2 separate regions of the Mus musculus genome follow, and region 1 is linked to region 2. Evidence: chromatin loops called from intact Hi-C (ENCODE). Cell type or tissue: left cerebral cortex. All regions are shown on one strand. Each heading gives the region's core, and the rest is flanking DNA. Links, peaks and the distances in the headings are about the cores only. Region 1 has its middle 60 kb from the start of Gm24304. Region 2 has its middle 110 kb from the start of Gm22974.

Region 1 (5,399 bases), core at 338-5,337, 740 kb before region 2:
CAACCCTATCTCGTTCTATCCCTTAGAACCCATCAATGAAATTTTAGATTCCCTAATCCTTCCAGAGAGTTCCCCATTCCCTACAAGAAAGCCTGAAAACTTTTGGCTGGAGTCACTGTTTTGGAGAATGCCTGACCCCTGTATGCTGGTTGTTTCTTCATAATAAACACTCTTTCTCTTTGTATACTATCTGAATCTGGGGTCTTTCTTGAGCAATATTTGAATCCTTATATCTATACAGATATGTTTTTATGATACTTTCTTTATTTGAATATAATAGTATATTTGAATGACCATAGAATTTTAATGAACTATTGCTATATATATTTAATGTATTTTTCATAATGATGTAATCATATTTAAAGTTATATTATAGTAATATAAATATTACAGAAATAGAATAAAAACATTCACATTCTGGAAATTAGTTTTATATATTTGTAGCTATCAATGTCTGGTCATTATAGTGTTTTAATTGTTTTCAAATAACTCTTTTTACTAATATGATAAATAACAACTTTTCCGGCAAATAGCAAGGATATTATTATAATATAGTAATGACTAATATACTTTTAGTTTTCTAGGAATACTTCTCTACCAGACAGAGTCAGTCAGGAAACAGAGAGGCATATTTCATTTCTTTTTTCATTATAGGGTATCATGAACCCCATGTTTATCTCAAAAAATCACATATGAGGATGGCCTTATATTTCTGAGCCTTCTGAAACTAAAAGGCTAGGGACATATATGTGTGCCACCAATATCACAGAATATGTGATGTTGGAGTTTGAACTTAGGGGTGTGTGCATGTTAGGGGAGCCCTTTTCCAAACTATCTAAAACCCGAGTCACACTCAGGGAAGTTTAAACATGTATAAATCATAACCAGAAAGTTTGCATTTACCAAAGAATTAACAAAGTATCATAGTTTATTTGCTAGGTATCCTTAAATACTTCCCAGACCTTAAGGGGATTGACCCTGCCAGGGAACTCACCAAATGAAATCAAGGCTGTTATTTTGTCTGGAATGAGAGTTTTTTCATTTCCAAGACAGCTTGACATTCAGGAATTGAGGATGTGTTGAGAAGAGGAAGTACCCAGAAAGCATGGCATCTCAATGTGGTTCATTATTAGCTTAAAAACACCCAACCAATGGAAGATTGCAGCTTTCCTCACTAGTTCAGAGCTGCCATAGTCCCACAACTGCTCTTTCAATATCTAAGGCTAGAATCAAAGGAAGAGTATTTACCTTAAAGTCTTGTTTTTCAAATCTTGCCAGCAGGCTAAAGGTTTGGTGTATACTCATGAATAGAGTTGGGATATGACTCTTTATTTAAATAACTATGTCAAAACAAGATTTCTATAAGAGATAGTGTTAGATAATATATGTGAGTCATGTGTAAAAGCACAGAGTCTGCCGAAAAAGAGATGTTTTAGAGCTAATGATATAAAATGCTGCTCTAGATGTTATAGAAAGGAAACATTTGGATTTGTTTAAAGTAACTTGCCCAATAGAGAACTTATTTAATAAAACACTAATGTCTATGTTGAAGTGATGGCACAGTTGGTAAAGTACTTGCCTTGAAAATATGGGGAGCTGAGATAAATCCTCCAGAATCCAAGCAAAAACAGCAACAACAACAGCAAAAACAGCCAACATATTTGGGCATGGTGACCTGCCCTTGCCATCACAGTACTAGAGAGTTAGAGAAGTTGGAGGCAGCTACTCCCTTGAATTTTGTAGCAGGATTTTACTGCTTACATAACCCAAGGGAGGGGGTCTCATGTTCCCCGTATCTATTCTTCCCTACTATCTTAGGGTTTTATCTCTGTGAAGAGACACTATGACCACAGCAGCTCTTATAAAGGAAAAAAAAAATAATTAGGGTTGGCTAATTGAGAGTTTTAATCCATTTTCATCATGGCAGGAAGCAAGGTGATGCACAGGCAGACATGGTGCTGGAGATGTAGCTGACAGTTCTACCCCTGGGTCCTCAGGCAGCTGGAAGGGAATGAGACACACTAGACCTGGCTTGAGTTTCTGAGACCTAAAATCCTACCCTGGAATGAGGACTTTCTCCAAGGCTGAACCTAATACTCCAACAAGGCTATACTTAATTGTGCTATTCCCTCTGGGTTTATGGGGAGCATTTTAATTCACACCACAACAGCAACCATATTCCTTCCATCATTGGTCCTTATATTCGTTCCACTTAATCTTGTGCAACATTTTCTAAACCTTGGAGGGGTTTTGGGGAGGTGGGTAGGAGCACAACCAAATCAGCAGATTCTCAGAAGTTTAACAACTTATGAGAACTAAAACTGCCCATCTCTATATGAAAATAAATTTTTACAGTAACTATTTCTAGCAACATAATCTATGAGCATATATACAATGATTTCAGGGAGCAGCTTTTTATATACCTATGTAAGGTATCTTCACGCTTTTAAATTAATGTTTATGTGGCTCTTCCAAAATTTCCACATATAAAAGACATTAGATAATGGTGAAATTTTATTGCAATGTGTAGTCAAAAAACAAAACAAAACAAAAATCCCCCCAAACAAACAAACAAACAAAACCTAACAACAACAACAACAACAACAACAACAACAACTAAGATCCTTGGATATTACCACATACCCCCTTCTTATTTTCTATAAACTGGATTTACATTCCCACCTCATTTATTCAGCTATGTCATAACCTATCCAAAATCATAATTCACATGTTTCACTATGGTCCTGAGCATCTACATAACGCCCCTGCTGAGTTTAGCACTTGCTTAAATCTCCTGGCAGCACAGTCCTCTGACGCCTGGTGATGTGGGTATCATACATTAACCCCCTTCTGCCAGCTCTCGAGGACTGATGAGCAGTCATTCATTTTCCCCGCTTCCCCTAAGCACAATTCTATCCACCCACCCACTTGTCTCACAGCTTCCTGAGCCAGCTTGTGGGAGGTTCTTCCATTCTATACTAAAAAGATATTCTTGACTAAAGCAGTTCTGGAACAAAGTGTTCTCTAGTTAAAATACTTTGATATCCTGGGACATTACAAGATCCCCATCTGCAGATAGTGATGGATTTCCCCTTGCTGTGAATTACAGATTACATTTCAGGGGTAGCTTCCTTCATTTTTACTTATATATGTCCCTTGTTGCTGTGTAATTCGTTCCTGTGGGTTCAAGTTTGGGGTCAATGGTGGGGGCAAGGTTCTTTAGCAGACTGAATGTTTACTCTTTCTTATGCCTCAGTGGATATAACAAAAAGAAACCCAGCACCCCCATTTCATACCAATTCTAACCCTCCACCACTGTTTGACGTCCCCACCCCCTGCAAAATAGCAAGCTAATGGAGTGGAAAGCATCCAGCTTTATTTTCCTCACTGTATTTATTCCCTTACATGGGAAGCCTCTTCTTCAGCCTTGGTTGCATGCGCTGTTCTCCACAGCTGTCACTGCAGCAGGGAGGTGTAGCATATCATATGCAGGGAGGGCTGGTCATAAGAGGCTTTACAACAACAGTGCTCCAGCACATGGCTCAGACCCTGGAGCTTGCCTTATCCCTTATCACAAGGCTCTGTAACTGCTATTTTCAGGCTCATTTTCTTTCTATTGGACTCTGCAGTCACTAGATACTGTAATCCTTATTTCTACAGAGTATATTTCTATTTGCTCCATATAGAGACAACACTAACCAATGAATTGACAATATCCAAGTTTAGCTTGGTGAACCTATGGATTACTTAAGGCTATTGGCTGTTAGTTGAACCCATACAGTGGCTAAATCAGCAATAATAAATTATATATATAATTATATATATATATATATATATATATATATATATATATATATATATATTTCAGTGCATGGAACAATTTATGAAATTGATTATGCTGCTGTATTCCTTTGTGCATATATGAGACACCCAAACCCCTGATGAATCTCTTTTACCCCAGCTATTATTTGCTGACTATATCACCGCAGAAAGATGCCTCGTGAGTTTTGTGAATATCTCGTTTCATGATTACCCTGAGCTCCCTCTCCATTCATGTTGCATTGTGCTGATTCATGGAAAATACTACTCCGGATTATTTCCTAAAATTTTTTACCTCATTAAACCTGGAAATACCATGTCACTCGTGCATGAGGTGGAGTATTCAGATTGATAACTAGTATATCATAAAACAATGTACGAATTTAAAAAAAATCTAAATATTTCCACAAGGGGAAATGTATCCATTAAATTAGTTTAGCATTGAAGCTCTAACAAATTACAGACAAACATTTGGTTAAAAAAAAAAGAAATTAAATTATACTTCTAGTTTCCTTTCATGAGTTAGAAGTCATGAAACCATGACTCCCAAAAGACTTATACAAACCTTCCAAATACCTTAAGAATAAAATCCCCTGCCTCCTCTGGATATTGGAAACTTTCATAATTACTTTGTTCCTTTTCTCTATAACTCTCTGTTTCTGTCTTAAATGATTGTAGTCGTTGTCTATTTTCCCAATGGCTTTCCCTTTTAAGAAATTTTTAGTGAAATGATTTTTGTTGGGATGAGGTAGGACACTCCCTCATCCATTCACAGGCTGCAGGTAGAATATTCTGGCTGGTTTTGTGCATCAACTTGACACAAGCTAGGGTCATTACAGAGAACGGAGCCTCAGTTGCAGAAATGACTCAGTTAGTGATCAGTTAGGGCAGGGCCTAGCCCAGTGTGGGTGAAGCCATCCCTGGACTTGTCCTTCTGAGTTCTATAAGAAGGCAAGCTGAGCAAGCCTGTGAGCAGCACCACCAGAGGCCTCTGCATCAACTCTTGCCTCCTGGATCTAGCCCTGAGTGAGTTCCTGTCCTGACTTTCTCTCATGATGGATTATAATCTGGAAGTATAAATCCAATTAACCTTTCTTCCCTAACTTGAATTTGGTTGTGGGGTTTCATCACATCAATAAAACCCTAAGTTGTAGCCACAGGAGCACAATTCCTTTGACCACTGAAGGAAGCCTGACCAGGTTTCTCGAACTGGGACACAGAGAGGGTTGGGTCTATTGTACAGAAAGTTTTCTGTGACAAGATATTTAGTCAAATTTGTGATGCAAAATAACTTCTTACCTGTGATATTTAACTTTTCTTGGATGAAATGCTTAATGTGTATAAAAATGAACATATTTGAACATATCCTATATAATTTTCTGAAATATTTTCTCTGGTTGTAGACAATCAAATACATCCAACAGTTGATTATATTTTGTATAAATCAACTACTACTTTACTTAATGACAATAAGTGTCAGCAATAGTGCAATATGTATAATTCTGTATTTTTCATAAATATTGTTTCAAAAAATGCTGAATATTATGTTTGTTATAAAATTAACATTTGGATTCTCACTT
Region 2 (5,399 bases), core at 164-5,163:
GGAACCTTACCATACTAATACAAATACAGTCAGACTAAGCTCTATGTGACAGCCTAATTCTCTTGAAAGCACTTTCACTTCAAAAGGCTTGGGAATCTGTGTTGGACATACACTAATTCCTGAAAGTTTGTTCTGATTTTTCTCACATAAGTTATATTCTCTCATTCACTACCTATGTGCTTCAAATAACCAGTTCTGCATGACTACAGATAAAGGACCCCAGGCTTCAAGCCTGATCAATGAAGTTCAGAGATCATCCCAGGACATTAATTGCACAAAAGAATGTAACAATTTTTATTTATTTGTTGGTTTTTATTTAGCAGGACTGAGTTGAAAGATTCTAAGCTTCAAGAATAGTCTTTTAGCACTCCTTTAAAAATGCACGCAAGAAATATTTAGTTTGGTGGTCTATAAAGGATATGGAAGTGATCTGATATCCAGAGCATGCCATAAATGTATTGTTTGATAAGTAATCAAAACAAATAAATGGTCTTTTCGATTGTCATAGAAACTGTGAGAAGCTAAGTCTTTTTATTACACAGCAGTAAGAGTTGTGAGGAAATCAGTACCAACACAGGGTGAGAAGACAGGGCTTTGGAGGTTGGGTGAGGGTGAGCACCTTTGGCTCTGCTCCCAGGACCTGTGAGTTACAGGTTTCATTCCTTTTTGCCTCATTAGACATTTTATTGTATTATATTCTACATTTATTTATTTATTTATTTATTTATTTATTTATTTATATTTGCATCTAGAAGGAGTGCTTCCATAAAGGGTCTTCTTTCTCTCTTTTTTAACTAATTCACTATCCTCAGATCTTGAAATATCCCATCACTTGTCAAACTTTGTAACTTGAGTATGATTTAGTTACATACTGTACTATCCATACCTGCCCACACACCCACACACCCACACACACCCATGTCTCACACAGAACCATGCTTGTCCCTCTAGAGTTCACTAAGTTCACTCTGGCTGCTCCTGAACTGAAGGTACTTAGGTTACAAGTCACTGACTCTGACATACTTATCCTGCCCCCGTGCCTTAATCTCCCATAATTTACACTCTAGACACTGATAATAGAGAAGGGTCCATGACTGTTGGTAATGAACAGACATCATTATGAATGGGCATCAAAAATGGTCAAAGAAATGATACTGAAAAACAAATTATGATGAAATTTTTCAATAGCAATAGGTATAAATGCAAATAGATTCTCACTTCACCTAGCACAAATAGATTTCCATTTAAGTAATTAAATATAAAACTGGATAGAACCCAGATAGATGTTCAGCTTCACTGAGCTTACATAAATGAAAATTGAAACAAGAAAACATATTTATTACTAATCACACTCACAAATATCTCTCAGGATGAGAATATTTGATGACAGAATAGAGGCTAGAGGCAGATATAATTATACTCCTATAAAATGTTCACACATGATATTTTCAAAAATTAGTTTTCTAATATGAAGAAAGATTTAAAGTTCTCACCCTATAGCAGAATAAAGTTGTTAAAGAAAGCTAGTCAGAGATGTAAGACCAAATATGTACATAAAAATATCCACTGCTCTTTTATTTAATGTACCTATTTAAACCAAAAATTAACTCAAATTACATTAAGCCAAATATAGATTATTTTTCAGGGAGGATGTAATACCTTTATTTCAAATTACATTAAGCCAAATACAGATCATTTTATAAAATAGAGTGCAATATCTTTATTGCATAAAACTATTAAAATCAGATTTCATATATATATGATCTTTCCCAAGAATTGTAATTCTTGAAAATTCAGATTAGTTTTATTCCATTAAGCGATTGAGGATTTTACTATATCATTACATACACTACTCACTATATAGCTTTTAGCTATGCCACTTAGTTTGGAGATGTTCATAATATATTCCCATTCCAACTTCTACTTTTGCTAATAACAGGTGAAAAACAAAACATACCACTGTGACAGTATTGAAGGTTAGCTAAGTATAATTAGATGTTCCATGAATGTTACAGCTCCCTACACACCCATCCCTAACTTATCTCAAGAAATGCTTCTAATAAATATGTATGTGAGCATATGCTTTGCTGCTGACTTATAATATATACATAACACACTATAATGATATGGATGCCCAGTTTTGGTCATAAAAAAATGGCGACCTGGAAATATCAGGCTTTGTCCAAGCTCACACAAGCAGTCAGTAAATTACAGCTTTGAGATAAGAATCCAGTTTGCTTGGATCTAGGTTTATGGCTACAAAAGATACAATATGTATGAACGCAGAAAACTAGGCAGCCTGTATAAACCTGAATGCCTGAAGGACATCTTCCCACTCCCAAGTTTAACAATCACCTCCTTGTTTCAGAGCTATTATCTGTGAAGTATACTGACTTGGATGAGACCCAACTTATTGTCTTGCTTTCATTTTGTTTTTAATTGGGACTTAAATGCTGGCAGCTATAAAGACTTTTGGCATTTGAAATGCAAAAGTTGACTTTTCTCAACCAGCTAGATTGGGTCCTTTTACATAAAGGAATTCACTGCCGATTGTGGTGCCAAATGGTCTAGATGCTCTGTAAAACCAGGGGTGAATCAGTCTTTATCAACTAAGAATGAGAATTCATTACCATCTCTGGGTAACTTTAAGGATTCTTTATGACCACAAGATTGTCACAGCAGCAACAGCAGTTCTGTGTCTGCCCACTCACCTTTGAAAAACAGGAACATGAAACCAGAATAGATCCGGCTTATTCTGCATGATGGTTCCAAGCTGTGTGGGAGAGCTGTGTGTGTTCTTTCCTGCATATCTTTGTAGAAGTATATTGCAGTGATCCTGCGGGCCTAAGGAGTGGTGGGTGTTGTACCATGTGGAGTTCATTTTGTGTTTGTGGGAAGAAGAACAGTAGGAGGCTAGCATGATGTGTCTGGAACACATATCGGGTATGAGTTAAGGATGAGTCGAATGTGTACCTAACAAGTAGCAACACATTACATGTGCTTCAGTGGGACAAAATTCATTCCCACTATACCTAGAATTAAATGTGAGGCCACTCATTGAAAAATCCAGGCACTCCCTTCTAATATCATCTTCACAGACAAATAGAAATCAAAGGTAGACATAGTAGCACAGGAGGCATCAATTTCCAAGAAACTAGAAACACTGCATTTCTATCACTACCAAGAAATGAAAGTAAACTTTCTAATTTAAAGTCAGCACATTGTTTTCCCATGGTGTGGAAAAAAAAAAAAAAAAAAAAAGGATCTTAGGAAAATAAAAATAAAGTCGATGGGGATGAATTCAGAATTCAATATAAAGTCATGTTAATCTTAAAGGTTTAAAATTTCACCTTAAAATCAGAAAATATAAAATGAAAGTTCAGGTAATTGATAATATACTCCTTAATTATCACCTTCCCACTAACACCATTTCTCTGATAATTTGTTAGTCAATTTATTCCACATTAACTGTGGCCAATTAATTTTCCATAAATACATGCATTATTTGGGCCCTGTGTTGTGTGAGGCTTTTTTTCTAGGGAGATAGGAGCCAATGGATATTCAGCCTACATAAGGCACCGACAATGAAGACCAAAGAAACAAGTCGATGCAAATCTAGGTCACTGAACAAAGGAGTTTATCAGAATTAGTCATCGAAGCATCAGTGGCAGAAATGCCTGCATCACCAAAAACTCTTCCTCAATCTAGTGACGTCGCTCAAGATGCCTGTATAAATCTTGCTGAACGAATTTCAGGCTGCTGAGTAAACCAGAATCCACTTTCCTCAGAGGATGATCCTGCTTACATAAATGTAGGAGGGAACTTAGGAATCTTTGCACCTTCTAAGCTCCCTGAACCAGTTGATTAAAAAACTATTTCCCATCCTTCTGGAAGGAGAGTTTCATTTTAGAGAGAATGTCTGTATGACCGGCTGCGACTCACTGGAACACAAGTTTAGCTTCAATTATTTTTGTAGTACTATCAATGTACAACCCTGTGTATGTATTCCAAATTCTAAAATTCTAGTTAGATCATCTGTTTCTACAACTTCACTGCAGATTCTTTTCCTTACAGAGAAATGAATATTTTTATTTGCATTCCATTTCTAACATAGAAGATGTTCAATGAAAATTAAGTTGTGTTTAATCTAATTGAAGTATATATGAGGATGGAAAGGGAAGAGAAGATGGGAACATACCTACAACATAGAGACTGGTGTTCTATGGATAACTGCCAACTTACATCATAGACTATCCATATCATTGTTTCCCGTTCTGTATTGGTTATTTCTCCCATGTCTGAAAGAAAACACCTATAAAAGAGAAACTTAAGGAAGGAGAACAAACTTGTGTTTTGCCTTATGGATTGAATATACATTCCAGCATGATGTGGAAAGTTTGGTGTGGGACCATGAAAGATCTAGTCACATGCCACTCACAGTCTTGCTGAGAGAAATGGATACTGGTGATCTTCTGTCTTCCTCCTTTTTTTTTTTTTTTTTGCCTTTTATTTAAATCTTATAAACTAGCTTATAGGATGGTATTGGTCTTCCCAAATATGTTAAACCTCTCTAGAAAAGCCTCAAAGGCATGTCTCCTAAATAATTCCAAATTCTATTACCAATGTAGATTAACCATCACATGGGAAAAAAAACCCTTATAATAGTAATGCACATCTTAGACCTCAATACAACTCACTCCTAATTAAAGGAAGACCGTAATTCAGGAATTAGGGCTCCACATTGAGTTTCCTGGAAGGCAGTCTGCACAATTGAATCAGTATTGAAGAATAATATAAAAAGAAGCCAAACTCATTATCTAGTCACCAGCAACATCAAAGGTGTCTCATAATACACAAGTAAAACCAAGATACTCTCTAAACATCAGCACGCTTAATAGTAATGTTTTACATCATTGACACCTATGGTCATTTAGCATATATGCAGTGTATAAGTGCAATGCACCAGATACTCCTCAAAATTAGTGGAAGTTCCTTCCTTCCCAAAAGGGAGAGAATATGGGATTCCCAGTGACAGACCCCACTGAGTACACTAGAGGAGACATGACCCTTCATGTTTCTCTCATAAAGTCGGTAATAAAAACCTCTCACGTCTATTGAACACCAAATTTGTGAGTATTAACTACTTTTTTCTCTTATTGAAGTTGTTTGGCCTGACTTTGATGAAGGATTGGGAAGAAGTTACCTAGCTTCAGTGACTATTGTGGAGGTCAGCTCTTTAGTCCATTTTACCTTGCTTTAAAGGAAATATGGTAGCTCAAAGACATAGGAGACTCTAATCATACATGATACCTTCTCAAAGTATTTAAATCATTATTCCTTATTTACAAAGTTCTCATAAAATTAAAGTTCAATGAAAGGAACATTAAGAAAAATCTCAG

Evidence for each region. Hi-C counts contacts between places; a loop is a spot of excess contacts. Peaks named below come from ENCODE experiments on the same cell type or tissue, not always from the same donor. Only the 100,000 strongest peaks of a DNase experiment are listed, where the experiment ranks them.
Region 1: a loop joins it to region 2, with 34 times the contacts of the local background. A loop is called at or near these places in 2 of 42 quality-filtered maps.

Annotation. Positions count from the first base shown.
Region 1 is chr5:80,036,160-80,041,558 of GRCm38, forward strand. No RefSeq gene overlaps it. Among named protein-coding and RNA genes, the nearest start is that of Gm24304, 60 kb to the right of the region's middle. In left cerebral cortex, for the core only: no CTCF peak of the experiment used is centred there; DNase peaks (open chromatin) are centred at 1,385, 2,901 and 3,475; H3K27ac peaks cover 600 bases.
Region 2 is chr5:80,781,311-80,786,709 of GRCm38, forward strand. No RefSeq gene overlaps it. Among named protein-coding and RNA genes, the nearest start is that of Gm22974, 110 kb to the right of the region's middle. In left cerebral cortex, for the core only: no CTCF peak of the experiment used is centred there; DNase peaks (open chromatin) are centred at 2,816 and 3,742; H3K27ac peaks cover 796 bases.